4 separate regions of the Homo sapiens genome follow, and regions 1, 2 and 4 are each linked to region 3. The links are chromatin contacts, found by Hi-C or POLR2A ChIA-PET in ENCODE. All regions are on one chromosome and are shown on one strand. Each heading gives the region's core, a stretch centred on a gene start or an enhancer-like site at or near the end of the contact. The rest is flanking DNA. Distances are from core to core; before and after follow the strand shown.

Evidence for each region. A loop is a pair of places that touch in the nucleus more often than their neighbours do. ChIA-PET counts read pairs that join two places held with the same protein, here RNA polymerase II (POLR2A). Pooled maps may share reads with other maps.
Region 1: a loop to region 3 is called in a map of naive thymus-derived CD4-positive, alpha-beta T cell, with 9 times the contacts of the local background. The contact joins the promoter of LINC01703 here to the promoter of LINC02765 in region 3. A Hi-C loop is called at or near these places in 2 of 168 maps with a recorded cell type or tissue (CD4-positive, alpha-beta memory T cell and naive thymus-derived CD4-positive, alpha-beta T cell) and 6 of 50 pooled maps. POLR2A ChIA-PET finds 5 or more read pairs at or near these places in 6 of 52 experiments (AG04450, B cell, MCF 10A and 3 more).
Region 2: a loop to region 3 is called in a pooled map, with 6 times the contacts of the local background. The contact joins the promoter of LIN9 here to the promoter of LINC02765 in region 3. A Hi-C loop is called at or near these places in 1 of 168 maps with a recorded cell type or tissue (PC-9) and 6 of 50 pooled maps. POLR2A ChIA-PET finds 5 or more read pairs at or near these places in 1 of 52 experiments (naive thymus-derived CD4-positive, alpha-beta T cell).
Region 4: a map with no recorded cell type shows a loop between it and region 3 (4-fold over the local background). The contact joins the enhancer-like site here to the promoter of LINC02765 in region 3. A Hi-C loop is called at or near these places in 1 of 37 single-sample maps with no recorded cell type and 2 of 50 pooled maps. POLR2A ChIA-PET finds 5 or more read pairs at or near these places in 3 of 52 experiments (AG04449, K562 and activated B cell).

What each region holds. Positions count from the first base shown.
Region 1 is chr1:226,082,103-226,087,418 of GRCh38, reverse strand. It overlaps LINC01703 (long intergenic non-protein coding RNA 1703), which reads right to left and starts at 3,844. Exons shown (of 4, transcript NR_146920.1): 1 at 3,451-3,844; 2 at 366-623. RefSeq lists silencers at 3,444-4,023, 4,134-4,183 and an enhancer at 3,998-4,865.
Region 2 is chr1:226,306,459-226,311,654 of GRCh38, reverse strand. It overlaps LIN9 (lin-9 DREAM MuvB core complex component), which reads left to right and starts at 2,491. Exons shown (of 15, transcript NM_001366245.2): 1 at 2,491-2,546. The coding sequence starts at 2,516. RefSeq lists silencers at 2,139-2,388, 2,809-3,038 and an enhancer at 2,592-3,358.
Region 3 is chr1:225,465,282-225,471,179 of GRCh38, reverse strand. It overlaps LINC02765 (long intergenic non-protein coding RNA 2765), which reads left to right and starts at 3,408. Exons shown (of 3, transcript NR_187303.1): 1 at 3,408-3,991; 2 at 5,815-5,898. RefSeq lists enhancers at 3,036-3,315, 3,446-3,705, 3,756-4,055, 4,744-5,633.
Region 4 is chr1:226,025,259-226,030,782 of GRCh38, reverse strand. No RefSeq gene overlaps it. Among named protein-coding and RNA genes, the nearest start is that of SDE2, 29 kb to the right of the region's middle. RefSeq lists an enhancer at 536-585. Within about 2 kb of position 1,667, at least 8 of the 41 ENCODE cell types and tissues checked have a DNase peak (open chromatin) inside an H3K27ac peak, as active enhancers do.

The sequences.
Region 1 (5,316 bases), core at 2,595-5,094, 620 kb before region 3:
TCCGTCTCAACAACAACAAAAAAAATTAAATTTAATTTAAAAAATAAATAAATAAATCTGAGTGAGGACTAGAGAAGGCTCTGTAGCAAGTTCAGGGTGCAGTGCAAGCTGCTCTTTCTTTTGGCCCTTATCATCCACAGACCCAACAATATCCGAGTGTCTGTGGCAATGGGGATGCTATATGGAGGCCCTGGGAAGCACCAGTAAGAGAATCACAGCACAGGCCTCTAGGGTTTGGGAACAGATGCACAGCCTGTTTCACAGATAACTGTTCTTCTGGCTTGCTTCTGGTCCCTGGTAGAAACAGAACACCTAGTTATGGGTCGTGAAGCGGCCGCATGTGCACTGCATGTTGTCTTACTCACCCCGCCACGGGATTGGGCACGTGCAGCAGCAATCTCTAATCACGCGGAGACGGCATATGTACACTGGGCTCCAGCAGGCTCAGAAGGCACAAGTGAGCTGTGCGAGCAGGTGGCGCAGACTCCTTCGACAGCGATTCTTGCCTTATTGCCTGTTTTCCTTCATTCCTAGGACCTCATAGAAAGTTCCTTGTGTCAGCCGGGCACCGTGGTTCATGCCTGTAATTCCAGCACTTTGGGAGGCCGAGGTGGGCGGATCACCTGAGATGAGGAGTTTGAGATCAGCCTGGGCAACATGGTGAAACCCCGTCTCTACTAAAAATACAAAAATTAGCCCGTTGTGGCCTGTAATCCCATCTGCTCGGGAGGCTGAGGCATGAGACTCACTTGAACTCAGGAGGCTTAGGTTGCAGTGAGCCCGAGATCACGCCATTGTACTCCAGCCTGGGCGACAGAGCAAGACTCCGTCTCAAAAAAAAAAAAAGTTCCTGTGTCAGTTGACTGAGGAGGAAAAAAATCCAGACTTGGTTTACAGATGGCTCCTGCACAACAGAGAGTGGACAGCTGGAGCCCACCAGCCCCGCTCCAGGGTGTCCCTGAAGGACAAGTGGTGAAAGAAAATCTTCCTTGGGGGCAGAACTTCAAGAGGCACATTTGTTTGTCTACTTTGCCTGGATGGAGAGACAGCCAGATGGAGGGATCTACATAGATTCACTGGCAAGAACATGGAAGGAGGATTGGTGACAAGCAGGTCTGGGGAAGAAGTATGTGGACAGATCTTCCAAACAGGCCCAGAATATAAAGATATTTGGGTCCCATGTGAATGCACACCAAAGGGTATCACTGCAAAGGAGGCTCTTGACTATCAGCGGAACAAAGCATGTTCTCTGGAGGTCGGGCTGTCTCTTTTTCCAGCTACCATTGCTTGCCCAATGGACCTATGTAACAAAGAGGCTGTGTGGCAAGATTGGAGGCTATGCGCGAGCTCAACAACATGGACTTCCCCTCACCAAGGCTGAGTAAGTCATCTACTAACTGCCTAATCTGCCAATAGCAGAGACCAACACTGAGCCCACTGTGGCTCCTTGGGGGACCCAGCCAGCCATCTAATGGCAAATTGATTACACTGGACTTTTTCCATCATGGAAAGGACATTATACACATATTCTGGATTTGCTTTGCCTGTTCATCTTGTTTCTGCCAGCACCACCATGCATGGATTAACAGAATGCCTTCCTCACCATCCTAATACTCCACTCAGTACTGCTTCTGATCAAAAGATGAGCAGCAATGGCCTACTGCCCATGGAACAAACTGATTTTTTTGTTGTTTTTCTTTTTCTTTTCTTTTCTTTTTTTTTTTTGAGACGGAGTTTTGCTCTGTTGCCCAGGCTGGAGTGCAGTGGCGCAATCTCGGCTCACTGCAAGCTCCGCCTCCCGCGTTCAGGCCATTCTCCTGCCTCAGCCTCCGGAGTAGCTGGGACTACAGGTGCCCGCCACCACGCCCGGCTAATTTTTTGTATTTTTAGTAGAGACGGGGTTTCACCTTGTTTGCCAGGATGGTCTTGATCTCCTGACCTCGTGATCCGCCCGCCTCGGCCTCCCAAAGTGCTGGGATTACAGGCGTGAGCCACCGCGCCTAGCCTTCTTTTTCTTTTTTCTTTCTTTTCTTTTCTTTTTTTTTCTGAGATAGAGTTTCACTCTTTTTGCCCAGACTGGGGTGCAATGGTGCGATCTCGGCTCACTGCAACCTCTGCCTCCCCAGTTCAAGCAATTCTCCTGCCTCAGCCTGCCAAGTAGCTAAGATTACAGGCACCTGCCACCACGCCTGGCTAATTTTTGTATTTTTAGTAGAGACGGGTTTTCACCATGGTGGCCAGGCTGGTCTTGAACTCCTGACCTCAGGTGATCCGCCCACCTTGGCCTCCAAAAGTGCTGGGATCACAGGGGTGAGCCACTGTGCCCAGCCCTTGTTTGTTTTTAAGGCAGGATCTCGCTCTGTCACCCAGGTTGGAGTGCAGTGGTGTGATCTCAGCTCACTGTAGCCTCAAACTCTTGAGCAGGTGATCCTCCCAGCTCAGCCACCCAAGTAGCTAGGACTACAGACACACACCACCACACCTGGCTAATTTTTATTTTATTTTATTATTTTGTTTTGTTTGAGACAGGGTCTCGCTTTGTCGCCCAGGCTGGAGTGCAGTGGTGAGATCTCGGCTCACTGCAACCTCTGCCTCCACGGTTCAAGTGATTCTCTTCCCTCAGCCTCCCAAGTAGCTGGGATTATAGGCGCCTGCCACCAAGCCCGGCTAATTTTTGTATTTTTAGTGAGATGGGTTTTCACCATGTTGGCCAGGCTGGTCTCGAACTCCTGACCTCAAGTGATCCACCTGCCTTGGCCTCCTGAAGTGCTAGGATTACAGGTGTGAACCACTGCGCCCAGCCATGCCCGGCTAATTTTTGAATTTTTAGTAGAGACGGGGTTTCACCATCTTGGCCAGGCTCGTCTTGAACTTCTGACCTCGTGATCCACCTGCCTAGGCCTCCCAAATTGCTGGGATTATAGGCGTGAGCCACTGTGCCCGGCCTCACTTTTTTCTTTTCTTTTTCTTTCTTTCTTTTTTGAGACGGAGTCTCGCTCTGTCACCCACGCTGGAGTGCAGTGGTGTGATCTCGGCTCACTGCAACCTCCGCCTCCCGGGTTCAAGTGATTTTCCTGCCTCAGCCTCCTGAGTAGCTGGGGGTTACAGGTGTGCGCCACCACGTCTGGCTAATTTTTGTATTTTTAGTAGAGATGGGTTTTCGCCCTGTTGGCCAGGCTGGTCTCGAACTCCTGGCCTCAACTGAGCCGCCCGCCTTGACCTCCCAAAGTGCTGGATTACAGGCGTGAGCCAACACGCCCGGCCCCTGAGGTCACTTTCGCGGGGCAGAGGGTATGAAGCTGCGGAGAACAGGCTCGAGCGCTGCGGAGCCGGGAATTACTGAGTCCCGCGACGCGCGGGCAGGACTGGCACTGTTTTTTCCAGCTCGCGGGCTCTCAGTTCATAGTATGACATCCCCACCCATCGGCCCGGAGGCTGCTGAGCACTAACCCGATTTGTTTTCCAAAGTGCCACGCTTCACCCACTCGGCAGGATATGCGGCACCTTCAGGGCCGCAGCTGCAGCTCGCGGGCTCCAGGCGTTCGCATGGCTGGGCCAGGCGCTGGAGGCGGCCCTCACCCGTGGGACGGTGCCCCCCAGGCCCCGGGACGGAAAGGAGCTGCGGCGACGGCGGGAGAGGGCCCTACCCCCGGCGAGGCTGAGGCCTCAGGAGCGGACCTCACTGCAGGCAGCCCGGGAGGGAACGGCGGGGGAGTCCCGGGTCGTGGGGGTGACCCAGCCAGGGCTGGCGGAGAAGGGCCCGTAAGGTCGGCAAACCTGGGAGAGCGCGGGTGGCTGGAACCCCCTGTGCAGGCGGCCGCGTGGGGGCGGACCCGGTGGGCGTGGCGAGCTCCGGGGGCGTGGCCTGGGCCTTGGGGCCGCGTCACGTGACAACGACCGAGGCTAGAGGTGCTGTTGGGCGAACGCGAGGCGTCTGAAAGGATCAGTTTCGCGTTTTGGGGAAAGTTCTCTCTGGCACCTGGGGCTGGGGAGGGCGAGCCGGAGGAAGAGAGCCCGGGTGAGGCGGCGATTTCAGAAATGCCTGAAAAGGGAGAAGCCCGCCCCGGAGCCACGACAGTGGGGACGCTGGAGAGATGCTGGGGACCGGCCTCCACGACCTGGGGGGGAGGGGGGAGGGGACGAGCGGCGGGCACCCTGAACCCTTAGTCCTCGAGGCCCTGACAGCGACCCTCCCTCATGCTGCCCCCGAGGAGGAGTTGGAAGGAGCAGCTGGCCCCACGCCCCGTTTCCCGAGACTGCGGGCAGCGCTCCTCAGGAGTGTGTCCGGGGCCGGCTACTTCCTCCACTAAGAGACGAGTCGCCCGGGCCGCAGGAAGGGCCTGGTGCGCGGCCATCTGCTGACCAGTCTGGAGCTAGCGTGGTGGCTTCGGCTGCGCTGACAGTGATGCCACCGAGGTCTCTTACACACCAACAAGCTTCACAGGCCCCTCACCCAGCTAAGCCCGGGCATGGCATGCCTTGAGGGTATCCGAGGCTGTGACATCTTAGCAGAAATCCAAGCTAGCCCTCCCCACCCCCTCCACTCTACCTCCCCTTCACTTGGAATCAGAACTGTTCTATTTCAGCTCCAAATGTGATGATGATGACCAAATAAAATCCACCGTGAATTGAGCCCTCACTGTGTGTGCCCGGCTCTGTGCTAAACATTTGTCATGCGTTCTCTCACATAATCCCCGGACCTCCTACCACTTTCGTTATTTTTGCCTTGCCAGCACTAATTGTAAAACTGAACTCTTATTATTACGATGTTTTAATTGACTCAAATTTAGAGGTGTTATACGAAATCACAGGTTTGATGTGTAATGTTTCTTTTACTAATTCATATACAACATATAGACCTTGCAAATGTTTGAAACTGGCCGGGCGTGGTGGCTCACGCCTGTAATCCCAGCACTTTGGGAGGATGAGGCGGGCGGATCACCTGAGATCAGGCGTTTGGGACCAGCCTGGCCAACATGGCGAAACCCTGTCTCTACTAAACATACAAAAATTAGCCAGGCGTGGTGACACGCACCTGTGGTCCCAGCCACTCGGGAGGCTGAGGCACGAGAATCACTTGAACCCGGGAGGCAGAAGTTGCAGTGAGCCAAGATTGTGCCACTGCACTCCAGCCTGGACAACAGAGCAACTCCGTCTCAAAAACTAAAAATACATACATACACACATTTAACAAATTGGATCGGCCTTTTTTTTTTTTTTTTTTTTGAGACTGAGTTTCGCTCTTGTTGCCCAAGCTAGAGTGCAATGGCGCGATCTCGGCTCACCGCAATTTCCGCCTCCCGGGTTCAAGCGATT
Region 2 (5,196 bases), core at 1,242-3,741, 840 kb before region 3:
AAAAAAAAAAATTCTTGTTGTCTATAAATTACCCAGTCTCAGATGTTTTGTTATAGCAGCACAAATGGACAAAGACATACGTGTAATCCTCCCATCACAGAGGGAGTCACTGAGGCACCGAAAAGTGGGCTAGATTCCTGATTCTAGCACTTGCTTGCCATTGTCTTTGGACAAATTACCAGGTTGTTGGGAGAATCAAGTAAGCCAATCATTGTAAAACCTGTCATAAATATTCAATAACGAAACTTATTGAAGAGTTAGGTGTGCCTTGGCTTCGATCACACAGCTAAGCGCTAGATCTGGGGCTAGGATACAGCTTCAGGCTTTGGATTTATGAGAAGAGTCAAAGTTTTTGTTTAAAATGCAGATTATCAGGCAAGGGCCTAAAAACATTGATTTAAACAGTAGTTGTGTTGTTGCGTGTACATGAAAACTGCCTCAGAATAAAACCAGGTTTGCCTTGGTCTAATGACACCTTGACTATCATGACATTCACAAAGCTTTTGCTTCTCCCACTCTGGTAACCTCTCATGTTTTTTTAATTTCTATTCTTCCATTCTTAAAGGGCTGACCTTTTCTTGATCTCATCTCCAAATTGATACTGAAGTGCAAGCTGCTGAAGCACCCCCTAGGTGCTGACAACAAGGACCAGTGTTTTAATCTTCTTAGGGAGCAGATCAGAGTGTGTTTAGAAGGCAAAGGAGAGGTTAAGCTAGCTCTGAAGGAAGGATTACTTTGTAAAATTGAACTTTCACCCTCCCTGCTCACTCCCTGCTCTCCCTCCTACCTTAGCATGGCAGCACCCAGTTACCCAAGGCACAGAGCTGGCATCAGCAATGAGACTTCCTTCTCCTCACACCCAGTGACTCACCCAATCCTTTATTTTCCACGTCTTGAAAGGTGGAGTGCATGCTGCCACCTCTCTCTAATACTGCCTATGCTGTGGTAATGGTGGTAATAGTGGCTAGCTGATGGGTGCTAGCAGCTAGTATAAGGTCCTTACATCTATCAAATCGTTTAGCCCTCAAAATAACCCTGTTATTTGCATTTTACAGATAAGAAACTGAGGCACAGAGAATTCGGTTAAGAAACCAACGTGCCTGAGATTATACAACTAGCAGCCCATCTGGATTCTTCCCATCGAGGCCCTGGGGCTCCAGAGCCCACCCGCTGCACCTCTCTAGCTACCAGTGCAGGCATCTCTCTTCTGTCCTTTGCATGCCCCAAATAAGCTTCTTCCTGACTGGTTTCTAGGCTCTCATCTTGTCCCCCACCAATCCATTTCCCATATTTTTGTTCTAAAACACAAATAGAAACGTGCCCCTCTTACACCCGACTTTTCCACTGCTCCAGTGGACTAAGCAAGTTCAACTCCTTAGCCTGGGCGGGCCTCTGTGTACCACTCTGTCACCTTAGTCTACCGCCTTTTAACTTTGTAGTTCCTGGAATTCACCCACGTTGTCTTTTGACTGCTTAACGGTCTCATTCCTCCAACCCCCATAAATTCCTGGAGAAAAGGATTGGAGCTCAATGACATTCGTTAAATGAATTTTTGAAAAGCAACAGTGTTTTATTACTGGAAAGTGTTACAGACAGATATTGTGAAATTTTTCCTTGGGCTTCTTTCAATTTCGTTCAATTCTCGTCCAGTATTCTCATAACATTTGGATCAGGTACTTTATCACCTTGTAGTGTCACTGTTCCTTTCTGTATCCTCTCGAAGCCTCCTGTTACTCGTTTTCTAATTCTCTTCCAGCCCACTGCACGATCTAGTGTCGAATGGATGAAACAGCTGAGCAGAACAGTTCTTTAGCTGTCGGCCTAAATGACCAACTTCATGACCTCTCAAGGTCTCGCTCCCCGGCTGCACGCAGCTCAGCTTCCAACATTCGGGAAAGGCGTGCCCGGATCGCGAGGGGCCGCTGGGACCGAGTCCCGGACGTCGCGACGCGCAGGGGGCTGCTGCGGCCGGCGGTCTCGGGAAAAGTGAGGGGACGGAGGCGCCCAAGCAACGTGGGTTTCGGGAACTGTGAGTATTTCACTTTGCGTAGAGCCCCCTCGGGCAATGCGACCCAGAACCGAGGGCTTCTTTCCCCCCGCCGGGGCCTCCCTCCCGTTCTCCACTCGGAACAAACAGCCTGCAGTTCCCGCAGCTGCAGCGCGGGCCGCGGAACATGCGCCGGGAGCGGGGCCCGGGCGGGACTCCGGAGCTGGTACTGCTCCCCCCGCGCTCCGGCGCCGGGCCTCGCCGTGCGGCCTCCTTCCTCCCTTCCTCCCGCCCGGCTCGGCCGGAGGCGGCGGCGGAGGGGCGAGGCGCGGCCCCCCTTCGGCGGCACCTCCTCCCCGGGCAGGCGCGGGCGGAGCCGGGCCCGCCTCAGCCAGCCGCGGCGGGAGCAGCGCAGCGCGGCGCCGCGGGCAGCGAGCTCCGCATTCGAACCTCCCTCGCAAAGACAGTCTCCGCCCCACAATGCACCGCGGCGGGCAGCCTTTGAAAAAGCGGCGCGGCTCGTTCAAGATGGCGGAGCTCGACCAGTTGCCTGACGAGAGTGAGTAGCACCTCAAAGCACCCCCCCCTTTTCCCGCCTGCTGCTTGCCCAGCGGTTGCACCGGCCGGGACGGACGGCCGTGCCCTCCGCTGGGCAGGTGGGCTGACTGCCAGCCCCACTGTGGTCCCCTAGTCCTCCCACTCCGGTGTTGCCGCCGCGTCGCCGCCTTTGTTATGGTGTCTGTGTGTTGGTTTCTGGGGTTGTGTGAGCGCCAGGGCCGGAAACCGAGAGCCCGGGAGTCCAGCCTGTGCCAGGCGGAGGCGGTGGCTGCTCCCCTGGCGCCACTCCGGCCCCCAGCCGAGGTGGAGGGAAGAGCGGCCCCTGGGCGCGGGGGCTGTCCTCGCCGCCTGCACCACTCGCCCGGCGCCGAGAGACGCCCGCCGGGGTTATGTAACTCGCCTGTCCCGGGGCCGGGGGAGGGCTCGGGCTGGGCACGGGGTGGTCCACGGCCCCTTCTTCTTGCCCCAGCCTCTGATCTTGTCCTGTCACAGCTCCTGCCTCTACGGGCACTTGTGATCTTCACTGTCCTCCCCACCCCCCCACCGGTGTGTCCACCCCTGGAAGTGTTTCCGTGTCAGAGGGTTGGCCCCTTCCCCTGGGACCACAGGTGGCTGTGGACCTTTCCTGAGATCATCCAGCCCGGATACTCAGTGTTCAGGTAGACCCCGTCCCGCAGACTTTATTCTATATGTGTCTTAAGAGCCATAAAGGTACCTTTATGCATGGATGTGACCAACACAGCGTACGTGTACCCTGCCTGACACCCACCCTAGGGCATTGCCTCCCCTAACCATGTTTACTCACCCTGACATCTAAGACATGTATGCTCACTTGTGTTGAGTAAGTAAAAGCACCAATTCCATAGTTTAAGGGCAATGGAACTTAATTTTGTAATTTACAATATTGCATAAATTATATGAAAAGACAAATATGTTATTTAATTACAAAAAAAAGTCCTGAATCCACTTTCACTATTCAGTTTATACATATTTGTGAAAGGCTCAATTACTATTGAATCTTATCTATGCACAAGGCAAATGGACTTAAAAATGAGGACTCAACATACTACCGATTCCATTTTCTTTGTGAGGTCATGTGTTCTTAGTAAGTTATAAAGTTAAAAATTCAAGTTGCCAAGCTGGTGAAAAGTCGTATTAAAAGTGTTTGTGTTTTAAATTTGATAGAGAGCAGCACTAAGTCCCCAAGGAACTTTGTCCATGATAGAACTGTTCTCTTTTGTGATGTCCAGTAGGGCAGCCAAGCTACTAGCCATATGTAGCCATGGAACATTTCAAATGTGGCTAGAGTGATGGAGGAACTGAATTTTGAATTTTATTTAATTTTAACTTGCATAGTCACATGTAGCTAGTAGTCACTGTATTGGGTAGGGCACAGCTATTGACCAGTCATGAGCTGTACTGTTTATTTGTAGAATACAATTGATTGTGATTTATTTTATTTATTTATTTATTTTGAGATGGAGTTTCACTCATTGCCCAGGCTGGGGTGCAATGGTACTATCTCGGCTCATTGCAACCTCTGCCTCCCAGGTTCAAGCGATTCTCCTACCTCAGCCTCCCGAATAGCTGGGGTTACAGGCATGTGCCACCACGCCTGCCTAATTTTTTTGTATTTTTAGTAGAGATGGGGGTTTCTCCATGTTGGTCAGGCTGGTCTCGAACTCCCGACCTCAGGTGATCCACCCGCCTCGGCCTCCCAAAGTGCTGGGATTACAGGCGTGAGCCACCGCAGCTGGTCTTGATTGTGACTTAGAATGCTCCCAAATGAGTGTGGACCTACTAAGCACAGTGTACTTGTCATCCGAAAATGTTTTTCATCATCCTTGGTATCTTTATCATAAACATGTCTTATCACCTCTTGGATGTCACAATCACTAGAGCTACTGTTTTGGTTACTGTAGTCATTCTGTTGTAATGAGAGGCATTTTAAGTGGCTTTCTTACAACTGCCATTAGGAATATTTGCTTCATATCATCCAGCATTTATTGAGAATTTACTGTGGTTCTTTGTAGGGACTTGGGATTTATATTAGGGTTCAAATTCCAGCTCCACTTTCAAATTATATAACCTAATCATTTATATTACTTTGTGACATCTCTGGTGCATTGGTGTGTATTTGTGAAGCGTATGTCTTGTTTAGGTAGACTTCAGCTTTGTTGAAACCAGGGATTTTCTTTCTTTCTTTGTCATACAGTGCCACAAATCAAGTATACATAAATAATTTTTATGGAATTAGTGCAAAGTAACAGGTATTATTACTGAAACTAGAGCAGGGTCTTGAAAAGGAAAAGCGATTTCAATTTGATACTGGAAATAGCAGTATGTTTTTTGGCCACATTTAGTCAAGGAGGCTAGCTAATATATTGTTCAGGAGTCGATATAACATTATCAATAATGAAAGCTACCATTTATTGAGTATTTACTATGAACCAGATGCCATGCAAAGGATATTACATGTATTTGCTCATTTAATCTTCATTTCAGTTGATGTAAGTGCTCACATTTTATATAAGGAAATTAAGGCTATCTTCAGCCCAGATCTTTCCTGAGCTCCCTTTCTTGATATCTCTTGCCTGTTTCACATTTCTTCTTAGATGCTTCAAAGGCCCCTCAAACTGCACAGGTTTAAA
Region 3 (5,898 bases), core at 2,159-4,658:
AGTAGCTGGCAGGTGGGAGCCAAGGGGCTTCCTTCCTGCTTCGCACCAGGCTCCATTCACCAAGCCCGAAACTCTGTCCCCTTAGGGATGGAGGCTCTTCCATTTCACAGAGGACATGAGACATAGAATACGGGACGAGACGTCGTCCGAGGTCAGCCGGCGTTGTTGTCTGCTCCACAATCTGGGGTCCCTGATGCCTGGTCTCGGTCCTGAAGACAGCGGCTCAAATCGCCCACCACCGAGTGGATGGCTCCCGAGTGCCCGGTGATCTCCGTTCCCTGCTGCACGGGCTAGGCTGTGTAGGTTTGCATTTAGGAAGTCCTTAGCACTTTCTGAGCACCTACCATGTGCCAGGGGCTGGGAACATGGAAAGAAAGAAAAACAGCCTGCCACTGGTTCACGTGCTGCCACACCGAGGCCTGTCCTGAGAGCACAGGCAGACTCTGGAGAGCAGAAAGTCTGTCTTCCTTAACCCTGGCTGGTCCAAATTTCTTTCATTCAGCTACAGGATCTGACACTCCTATTTTTTACTTCCAGTGAGGTTTTGCAGCCAGTGGCCAAATTTCCCCAGCAAGGCTGTTAGGAAAGCGTGTGTGTTCTCTGTGCGGTGGCCTGCCCCCGGGAGCTAGGCTCTCAAGCTGGTTGGCACCGAGCGGCTTTCCTGAGCCAAGCCTGTCACTTAGATGACAGTTTATAGATCCAGGAAGCCAGGTGACCTGAGGCTTCATCCCAAACTTGTCCTTGTGCAGACCCCCACCTGGGAATGGGCTGCAGGTCCCCACCTGATGGGAGGTGTCGGGAGAGAGAGAGTGGAGCCAGCCTGAACTCTGAGGCCAGGTGCAGTGGATCAGATTTCTGGGGCAGCTGTCACAAAGTTCCCCAGACTGGGCAGCTTCAACAACCCCCACTTATCATCTCGAAGTTCTGGATGCTGGAGTCCAAGACCAAGGCGTTGGCAGGATGGCCTCCTTCTGAGGTCCCTGTCTGGCATGGAGATGGCCACCTTCTGCCCGTGTCTTCCCACGGTCTTCCAATGGCATGCGTTTGTGTCCAAGTTTCTTTCTTTTTTCTCTTTTTTATTTGGGATGGAGTCTCGCTCTGTTGCCCAGGCTGGAGTGCAGTGGCACAATCTCAGCTCACTGCAACCTCCACCTCCCGGGTTCAAGCGATTCTCCTGCCTCAGCCTCCCGAGTAGCTGGGATTACAGGTGCACACCACCACGCCAGGTGAATTTTTTGTATTTAGTGGAGACGGGGTTTCGCCATATTGGTCAGACTGGTCTTGAACTCCTGACCTCAGGTGATCCACCTGCCTTGGCCTCCCAAAGTGCCGGGATTACAGGCGTGAGCCACCATGCCTGGCCCCAGGTTACTTTCTGTAAAGAACACCAGTCATATTGGATTAGGGCCCACTCTAATGACCTCATGCCCTCTTGATTTACCTTTGTAAAGACCCTATCTCCCAATAGGGTTATATTTTGAGGTCCTGGGGGTTAGGACTTCAGCATATGAAGTTTGAGGGGACACACCATTTAACCTATAACACACCCCAATTCCAGGTTGCCATGCTTACTGGCAGGAGCTTCACCTTCTATTTATATGTCTGGACCATGGTGCCTGTTACCTATGGCAGGGGCTCTCACATGCAGCAGTTGCCTGATTGTAGTGTGTACCGATATGTATAGCTGGCTAGAGTGTGTGATCATCTGGGGACTCAAGGCACCTTAAACATGTGGGGTAGGAGGTGGGGAGGGGAGAATGGGAGGAGAAAGCCCTGAGGTCTTGTTCTTGGCCCAGAAACTCCTGTGCACACCTCTGTAGTTACAGTCCTCTGCAGGTATGCAGGACTGCCCAGAAGACAATTCGCCTTAATTGCCTAGGCCACCCCGGGCATTTATGCATCTTTCTGGGAGGGGAGCAGAGGGGAAGGGCTGGGCAGGCGTAGCAGCTGCAGCCCTGTCTGCCGCCCCTGGAGACTCAAGCTCACAAATGGCCTATAGTCTGGGGGCTGGGTTGCAGAGTCCTTGTTGCTTAGGGTTGCTGGATTTAGCAAATAATAATACCAGATGTCCAGTTACATTTCAATTTCAGATCAATTACAAATAATGTTTTAGTATCGGTATTTTCCAAACATTGCATGGGACATACCTACATTAAAAAATTACTTGTTTACCTGTTAGAGGAGGCAGTTAGGAAAGACCTCTCTGAAGAGGACATTGGGCAGTGATCTGAGTGAAATCAGGGACACAGCAGTGCAGATCTAGGGGAAATAATGGAGACAGAGAGAACAGCAGGTGCAAAAACGTGGCTGAGGAGCCCCAGAAAGGCCAGCGTGGCACGGTCTCCCATTTTAGTGTGAGCTTGTTGAAGTGTGGATTCCAGGCCCTGCTTCTAGTGCAGTAAATATGGGGTAGGTACGGGACCCCATCAAGAAGCTCAGTTCGCATCTATCCTATTCCCTACTCCTTCTCAAGTTTTCAGACACAGTCCAGGGTATGAAATGCACCATCGTGGGCTCAGAGCTGGGGGGAGCCCCTCAAGGACCACCTGGTGCAAACCTCTCCAGTTACTGATGAGGAAACTGAGCTCCAGGGGGTCTTTAAGGACCTCATCCAAGGGATCTGGTCAGAGGAGAGCATGGTGCTTTTGTGCACAGCCAGGTCCAGGTCTTCCGGGGCACTTCTAAAAGGAGTTTGGGGAGCAGCGTGTGGTTTTTGGGGAGCCCCCACCCACTCCCCAGTGCCTGTGGCTTTGAAGCTAGGGCTTCCTGCATGGCCCTGTTGGGCCCTGCTGATCCTAGAGGTCTCACGGCTCATGGCCCAGGGTCCCTAAGGTTGTGTCCACCTTCTGGCTTTCTGGCCCCTTAACCTTTGGCAAATACTTGCCGGTCTAACTTGAGTTCCTTGCTAGAGCTTGTTTCTTTCTTCATGTTTGAAAGAACATAAAAGAGAGAGAAGGGACAGTTAGAGCTATTTATGGAGCCGCAGCCCTAGAAAGCTCCTATCTGTTCTTTCTCCAAGCAGGAAAACCAATTGTAGGCCTCTGACCTCCTCCCTCTCCAGCTCCCAGTGGCCTCCGAGAGCCCCTTGAGCTGCAGAGAGATGCGGACTCTGCAGGCCCCTCACTGCCAGCACCTTCATCACCGAGAGCCTCCACCTGGGCTGGTGGTGGGGGTGGAGAGAATCAAGGAGCAGGAAGAGAGGTGAAGCGACACCGCCGAGGAGCCCCCTGCTCTGTTCTTCATCCTAGACACAGGGAGCACCGGCTTCTCCGCAGCCTTGCCTGGCGCTGCCCTGCAGCCACCCACCCCCCTTCTGAAGGATGCAGCCAGCACAGAGAGAGGGAAGCGAGACAGGAAGTGACCTCAATTTCCCCGGCCACAGAAAGGGCGGCTCCCCCTGCCTCTGCAGCTGGGTGTGAGTCCGCGGAGCTGAGAGCCTTGCCCTCTGCTCCATCCTCCTCTTTTGGGGGTCTCCGCGGTGTCAGGACTTGGAGAGCCTGGTCGTGGGACTTGATCAGAGAGGCCTTGAGTGCAGTGGGTGCTTATCTGGTGACTGTGGCCCTGAGGTCTGGGACAGACACTGCCAGTCTTTCTGGGCCACACCCACGGGGACTGCCAGCCCCCCTGGGCTTGGCACAGTGGAGGGGAGCCTCCACCACAGTGGAGGAGAGACACACCCAAGGCCCTGGATGTGCCCGGCTCTCTGCAGCTGTGGGTGCCTCAGGCCGGCCGCCGATGGGTCTCAGTTTCTGAGGGGGTGGCAGTGAAGTTGCAGAGAAGAAACCTATGAAGGTGCCCTGTCAACTGCCACACGCCGAGATGCACATTGACAGCCCATCACCGCCTCTTGCCTGTCCTCCCCGGGGACCGGCAGATCATGGGAGATGATTTGTCAAGGGGAGACACATTTGGGTGACACCAAGCCGAGCTTCCTGTCTTGAGACGCTTTCTGCTTTCTCATCTTCCTGCTAATGAGTTGCCTTTTGTGTGTGTAAGTTCAGAGGGCCTCTGTCACTGGTGTAACCTCTCCAGAACATTTGAACATGAAACAAACATCATTTCTCTAGATTAAATTAAATTAATTCCCAGCCGCACCTCCTGAGAGGAATCATCCACTGGGTTCCTGGGCGGGGAGGGGTCCTCACTGCATGTGTCAGAGGCGTGTGAACCAGAGCAACTCCATCTTGTATAGGGGCTGGGGAAAATGAGGCTGAGACCTACTGGGCTGCATTCCTAGATGGTTAAGGAAGTCACAGGATGAGATAGGAGGTCGGCACAAGATACAGGTCATAAAGACCTTGCTGATAAAACAGGTTGCAGTAAAGAAACTGGCCAAAACCCACCAAAACCAAGATGGCCATGAGAGTGACCGCTGGTCATCCTCACTGCTACACTCCCACCAGCACCGTGACAGTTTACAAATGCCATAGCAATGTCAGGAAGTTACCCTATATGGTCTAAAAAGGGGAGGCACGAATAATCCACCCCTGGTTTAGCATATCATCAAGAAATAACCATAAAAGTGGGCAACCAGCAGCCCTCAGGGCTGCCCTGTCTGTGGGGTAGCCATTCTTTTCTTCCTTCCTTTCTTTTTTCTTTCTTTCTTTTTTTTTTTTTTTTTTGATAGAGTTTCGCTCTTGTTGCCCAGGCTGGAGTGCAGTGGTGCGATCTCGGCTCACTGCAACCTCCTCCTCCTGGGTTTAAGCGATTCTCCTGCCTCAGCCTCCTGAGTAGCTGGGATTACAGGTGCCCATCACCATGCCTGGCTAATTTTTTGTATTTTTGGTAGAGATGGGGTTTCACCATGTTGGGCAAGCTGGTCTCGAACTCCTGACCTCAGGTGATCCACCCGCTTCAGCCTCCCAAGGTGCTGGGATTCCAGGCGTGAGCCACCGCGCCCGGCCCCTTCACTTCCTTAATAAACTTGCTTTCACTTTACTCTGCGGACTCACCCTGAATTCTTTCTTGCGCGAGATCCTAGAATCCTCTCTTAGGGTGTGGATCCGGACCCCTTTCCGGTAACGCATGGGCTCATGTGGGAGTCCCGAGGCTTTTGGGGGAACAGGAGCACTGCGTCGGCCTTGGCTTAATCCTGGGCACTCACTGCGGCTCCTCTGTTCCCTGAACAGTGTCCCCCCCGTCCAGGGGCTCAGAGATGTCCCCATGGGGTCCTCCTGGGTGGCCAGACTGTGCCCAGGGACCCCTTCAGGGCTCTTGAGATGGGGGAGCTCTGTGGCTCTTCCAGGGCCCACGCCACGGGCTGTGGGCAGTCTGGCTGCCTGCGCAGGAGGCAGGCGTTTCCTATCGGAGGACCCCAAGCCCAAGGCCCCCTTCCTGCTGGGCCTCGGGCAACTCAAGTGATTCCTCTCTGGTCTGGCTGTGGGAGTTGGTTCCTTCTTGCCTGGGCAGCCCCTGAAGCACAGAGAATCAGCTCCCAAGCCCATCCTTCCTTCCTACTCTGGGAGCCTGGTGGAGGAGCACAAAGTCCTGTCTGTCCTTCCAGGTTGGGGGAAGGCGCATTCCTCTCACCTCGTTTCTTGTGCACAGACAGCTCATTTCATAGCCATCTGGCAGGTGCTCAACCAAAGACGTCTCATGGCACTGTGGATCAGGAAAAGACATCTGATGCTGGAGTCCTACGTGGTTCATAGCCTCAGGCCCCAGCCCGTAGCCCTGCCTGCGTCACCAGGCTGTCAATGGGACAGGAGCACCCTGCTGTGCCCATTTTGCTTACCCAGAAAAAAACTTTGTAAAAGGCTTTGTATTTCCTTCCCTAGCCCTGGCTAACTGCACATGGTCACACTGTTTTTTCAGATCCCACTTCCTGTCCCACCCAGCCCCAAATGTCCGTGGAACCGGCCCCACTAACCTGCATCCAGCTGCCTCTTCCACCTGGGC
Region 4 (5,524 bases), core at 418-2,917, 560 kb before region 3:
CAGAGAACAACATATCAAGCACCTATGTAGTCATAACCCAGAATTAACAATATTAACACATGTTAACTTTCTGCCATATTTATTTCAAATTTCGTTTTACGTTTAAAAGAAATCAAACATAAAACAGATGTGGTTAAAATCCACTTGAACAGTATTTCCCTTCTCCTCCACTTCTGTTCTCTCTCCCTCTTCAGAGGAACTAGCAACAAGAATTTCAATGTATTTCTTTCTCATTCATGTTTTTATGCTTTTAATAGATAAGGTGTATTTTCAAAACCATTGGTTGTTCCTATTGTTTTTTGGTTGTTGTTGAGACAGAGTCTCGCTCTGTCGCCCAGGCTGGAGTGCAGTGGCGCTATCTCAGTTCACTGCAACCTCTGCCTCTTGGGTTTGAGCGATTTTCCTGACTCAGCCTCCTGAGTAGCTGGGACTATGGGCACGCACCACCACGCCTGGCTAATTTTTGTATTTTTAGTAGAGACGGGGTTTCACCATGTTGCCCAGACTGGTCTTGAACTCTTGAGCTCAGGTGATCTGCCTGTCTCGGCCTCCCAAAGTGCTGGGAATACAGGCGTGAGCTACCGCACCTGGCCTATTCCTACAGTTTCTAAAAGCAGATATAATTAGTTTTAATTTAAACCACTTTGATTTCATTCAAGCCGAGAATATCTTGGTCCTCAGATGGTGGATTCAGAAGGGAACCAAAGAGGGTTTTCATTCTGTCTCATCGTGGAGAAACAGCAGCAAGAACAACCAGCTCATCTTTCTTCTTCTTCCACTTCCCCCCAAGTACCAGAGGGGAGCTGGGGCCAGCAATATCCATCAGAGAATATCAAAGCAGAAGCACATAATGTTTTGGCACCTGTGGGCTTACCTGGTGGCATCATAAGCATCTAACACCAGCCCTGAGAGTTGAACATTTTAAAAATAGGTAAAAATACAGTGGATGAACAGGTGGCCTCAAGTTTCTGTGCCGCCTGGTCCTGGAGACATGGTGCTGTGCTCAGGTTGGCTTCCAGCCTACTTCCAGTCTGCTCCCTGTCTGCTTGAGCCATGTGGCCCTGCTGCTGGAGGCTTGGCATCTGAAGATGTGAAGCTTTTGGTTAAGAGGCTCAAAGTGCCTCTCAGTTGTTACATGGAATTAATAAGGGTGAGTAAGTGCCCGCGGCCTTCTCTGGGACACTTTCCCCTCTTTGGTTTGTTACAGAAGATAAGGCTAAATAAATTTTATATTGATTGCTTCCAGACACAAAGGAGGACATCAAAGAGGAGTAAACTCCTTTCTTTCCAAGTGATAGCGCCAGCCAATCTGTCTAGTCTAGATTGAGAATTATACCTTGCCGTGACAAAGGGTCCAAAGAACATAGTCAACTCATCATCCTTGGCCAGGAATAAAGTTATTGCTTCTTAAGGGGCGGAGAACTCTCTGGCCTCATATCGTTAACATACTTGCCACCTCTAACTAGACCCAGTCAGGCCCAATGAGCTCCATTAGAGTGAAACTCAGAACCTGCTAATACCGAAGTGTCAATGGACAACAGTATTTGTTTATGTGTAAAACTGGTACTTTTTTTTTTTTTTGGTGGAAAATGAGGAAGTGAAAAGAACGTGACCTTTGGAGTCACACAGACCTGGGTTTCTCTCCTGGCACCGCCTCTGACCTGCTGTGTCACATGAGCTTTCTGAGCTTTAGTTTCCACTTCTATGACACAAGGAGAAAATTCCCATCTTATAGGGAGAATTTAGTGAAAGGACTGAGCATTTTTTCTGGGAGATGATTGGATCCCTTCATCTGATTTTTTTTTTTTTTTTTGAGACAGAGTCTTGCTCTGTTACCCAGGCTGGGGTGCAGTGGCCCGATCTCAGCTCACCACAACCTCCACCTCCCAGGTTCAAGTGATTCTTGTGCCTCAGCCTCCCAAGTAGCTGGGATTACAGGCACGCACCACCATGCCCGGCTAATTTTTGTATTTTTAGCATGGACGGGGTTTTGCCATGTTGGCCAGGCTGGTCTCGAACTCCTGACCTCAAGTGATCTGCCTGCCTTGGCCTTCCAAAGTGCTAGGATTATGGGCGTGAGCCACTGCACCCGATCCCTTCATCTGAATTTGGAGAGGGCAAAAGTTTGAACTCTGGGTTGTGCCTGGGAAAGGTGGATATGAGGTGAAGATCAGATTCGGGCAACCACAGGAGTTGACAGAGTCTGCTGGCCCTGCCATCATTTAGTGACTGGTAGAAGGCTGCTGCGGTGAGAGCTGGCTTTGCTTCGATCCTGTTAAGTAAACCACCAGGATGCTTCAGTGTTTGGAGCGGCCTTCTTTGGTCACCCACTGTGACCTGGGGCAGAAAGCTTCCAATCTCGTTCCCACGGGAGTGTTAGAGTGTTATCCATGTTAGGAAAGAGAGTGGTTTTCATTTTCAGAAGAACACGAACACATTGGCCTCCAGATGAATATGCAGCTTCAAAGCTTCTAAAATAGCTGGCTATCCCTTGTCCTGAGTTTTTGCTCAAGGTTTATGACACTGCTGTCGGATGTCTGTTGCCCCATATTGGCTAGACCGGAAAAGTGGAATCTCTTCTCCCTCTCCACATCTGAAAGAGCAACACTGTCTGCTGTCCTACAGAGCCTGTCATTGATCTATGATTTGGCCTCTCACCTTAGACTGTTCTCAATAGGTAGAACAGCGCTCCACCTTCGCCCATGTGTAACATTAGGCTGTATAAACACTACCAAAGGAAACATACATTATTCAGGGAATGTGAGTGTGTAGGTCCCACGCCCACAGTGTGTCATGGACTCACCAAAGAGATGTGTTGCAAATAATGAGTGGCATCTTGTTTCAAACAATGCAAAGCCAACAATAATAGGAAAAATGACACTTCTCTGGATTCTCCAGCTAAGAAAACACAAAGCAGTTTTGGTGGATGGAGTTCAAGCCAATGACTTTTCTACCTAAATTATTCTTTTAGTTCTTTCAAGCTGGTTTTGCAAGGTTTTAAGGAAGCCACCCAGTTGTGGGTGGAGCATTTTCTTCTGGGAGCTACTCCCAGGTACATGAAATATCATTCAGAAATGAGCAAGACATGTTCACAAGGCCAAGGGCTTCTTTGGGGCCATAGTTACACTTCACTATGTGCTGTTCACACATGGATTTTTGGTTTGACTTGTAAACCCTAGCCTGTTGTTGGCAGGCATTAAAAAATATGTGTCAGCCAGGCGTGGGGTCTCACGCCTGTAATCCCAGCACTTTGGGATGCCGAGTTGGGAGGATCACTTGAACTCAGGAGTTTGAGACCAGCCTAGACAACAGGGCAAAACCCCATCTCTACACAAAATACAAAAAATTAGCCGGGTGTAGTGTCATGTGCCTGTAGTCTCAGCTACTGGGGGGCTGAGGCAGGAGAATCTCTTCAGTCTGAGAGGCCAAGGCTGCAGTGAGCTGTGATCGTCCCATTGTACTCCAGCCTGGGTGACTAAGTGAGACCCTGTCTCAAAGAAAAAAGAAAGAAGGAAAGAAAATATGTGTTAATGATGGGGAATCTGATCATTAAAAATATGCATATATGTGGAATAATAAAGTATATGATATTTATCCTTCCTTTGTTTGTTATGACAGTATTTCCCCAGAGCTTAGGTGGCAGGTATCAGAGTGTTTTACATGTAGTCCACATCTTGTATTACATGCTCATTCTCGGAGTTGGGCTTTGGCAGAGATGCTAAACACACAGATGCCAATTAGGAAACTAAAATCCAGTCATTACCCAGAGATTAAATATTTCAACACAGTGTCTCAAACTATAATTAAAGGCAGTGAGCTTTGTTACTGGGAGAACAAAAACAGAGAGAGGCAGACAACTATTTTTGGAATTGTCCTTATCTTCAACACGATCTACTCTATACATTTATCAAGTTGTTTACTGTACTTGCAACTTTACAAATCAGTCTAAATAAAACATCATAAAATGACATGTTTGCTGGCCGAGTGCAGTGGCTCATGCCTGTAATCCCAGCACTTTGGGAGGCTGAGGCAGGAGGATCACTTTTTTCTTTTTCTTATTTTTTTGAGACAGAGTCTCTCTCTGTCACCCAGGCTGGAGTGCAGTGGCATGATCTCAGCTCACTGCAATCTTTGCCTCCCGGGTTCAAGCAATTCTCCTGTCTCAGCCTCCCGAGTAGCTGGGACTACAGGCGGCCACCACCATGCCTGGCTAATTTTTGTATTTTTAGTAGAGACAGGGTTTTACCATGTTAACCAGGCTGGTCTTGAACTTCTGACCTCAGGTGATAGGAGGATCACTTAAAGCCAGAATTTCAAGACCAGCCTGGGCAACAAAGTGAAACCCCATCCCTACAAAATATTTGGTGACACACATCTGTAGTCCCAGCTACTCGGGGAGGCTGAGGTGGGAGGATCACTTGAGCCCAGGAGGTTGAGGCTGCAGTGAGCTAAGATTACGCCACCGCACTCCAGCCTGGGTGACAGAGTGAGACTCTATCTCTAAAAATAAATAAGCAGGGCCAGGCGCAGTGGCTCACGCCTGTAATCCTAGCACTCTGGGAGGCAGAGGTGGGCAGATCACTTGAGGTCAGGAGTTGGAGACCAGCATGGCCAACATCATGAAACCCCCGCCTGGGCGCGGTAGCTCACGCCTGTAATCCCAGCACTTTGGGAGGCCAAGGCGGGCGGATCACGAGGTCAGGAGATCGAGACCATCCTGACTAACACGGTGAAACCCTGTCTCTACTAAAAATACAAAAAAATTAGCCGGGCGTGGTGGCAGGTGCCTGTAGTCCCAGCTACTCGGGAGGCTGAGGCAGGAGAATGGCGTGAACCCGGGAGGTGGAGCTTGCAGTGAGCCGAGATCACGCCACTGCACTCCAGTCTAGGCGACAGAGAGAGACTCCGTCTAAAAAAAAAAGAAGAAAAAAAAAGAAAGAAACCTCCTCTCTGCTAAAAATACAAAAATTAGCTGCGCATGGTGGTGGGCACTAGTAACCGCAGCTACTCCAAAGGCTGAGGAGGCAGGAGACCGGAAGGCGGAGGTTGCAGTGAGCCGAGATTGCGCCACTACAGCCCGGGAGAAAGAGTGAGACTCCGTCTCGAAAAATAAATAAATAAACAAACAAACAAATAAGTGATGCAGCTGTGAAGTGGCCTAGGGAGAAGTAGGGAGGAAACAGGCAAAAGAAGAGATGGTAGGAATAAGAGACAGAGAGAGACAGACCTCCTCCCTGCCACCCCCAGAAAGGTTAAGAAAGAAAATTAAAAAAAAAAAAAAAAAAAAGCCAGGCACAGTGGCTCACACCTGTAATCCCAGCACTTTGAGAGGCCGAGGTAGGCGGATCACTTGAAGTCAGGAGTTCGAAACCAGCCTGGCCAACATAGTGAAACTCTGTCTCTACTAAAAATACAAAAACTTGGCTGTGTGTGGTGGCGGGCACCTGTAATCCCAGCTACTTGGGAGGCTGAGGCAGGAGAATTGCTTGAACCTGGGAGGCGGAGGTTGCAGTGAGTGGAGATA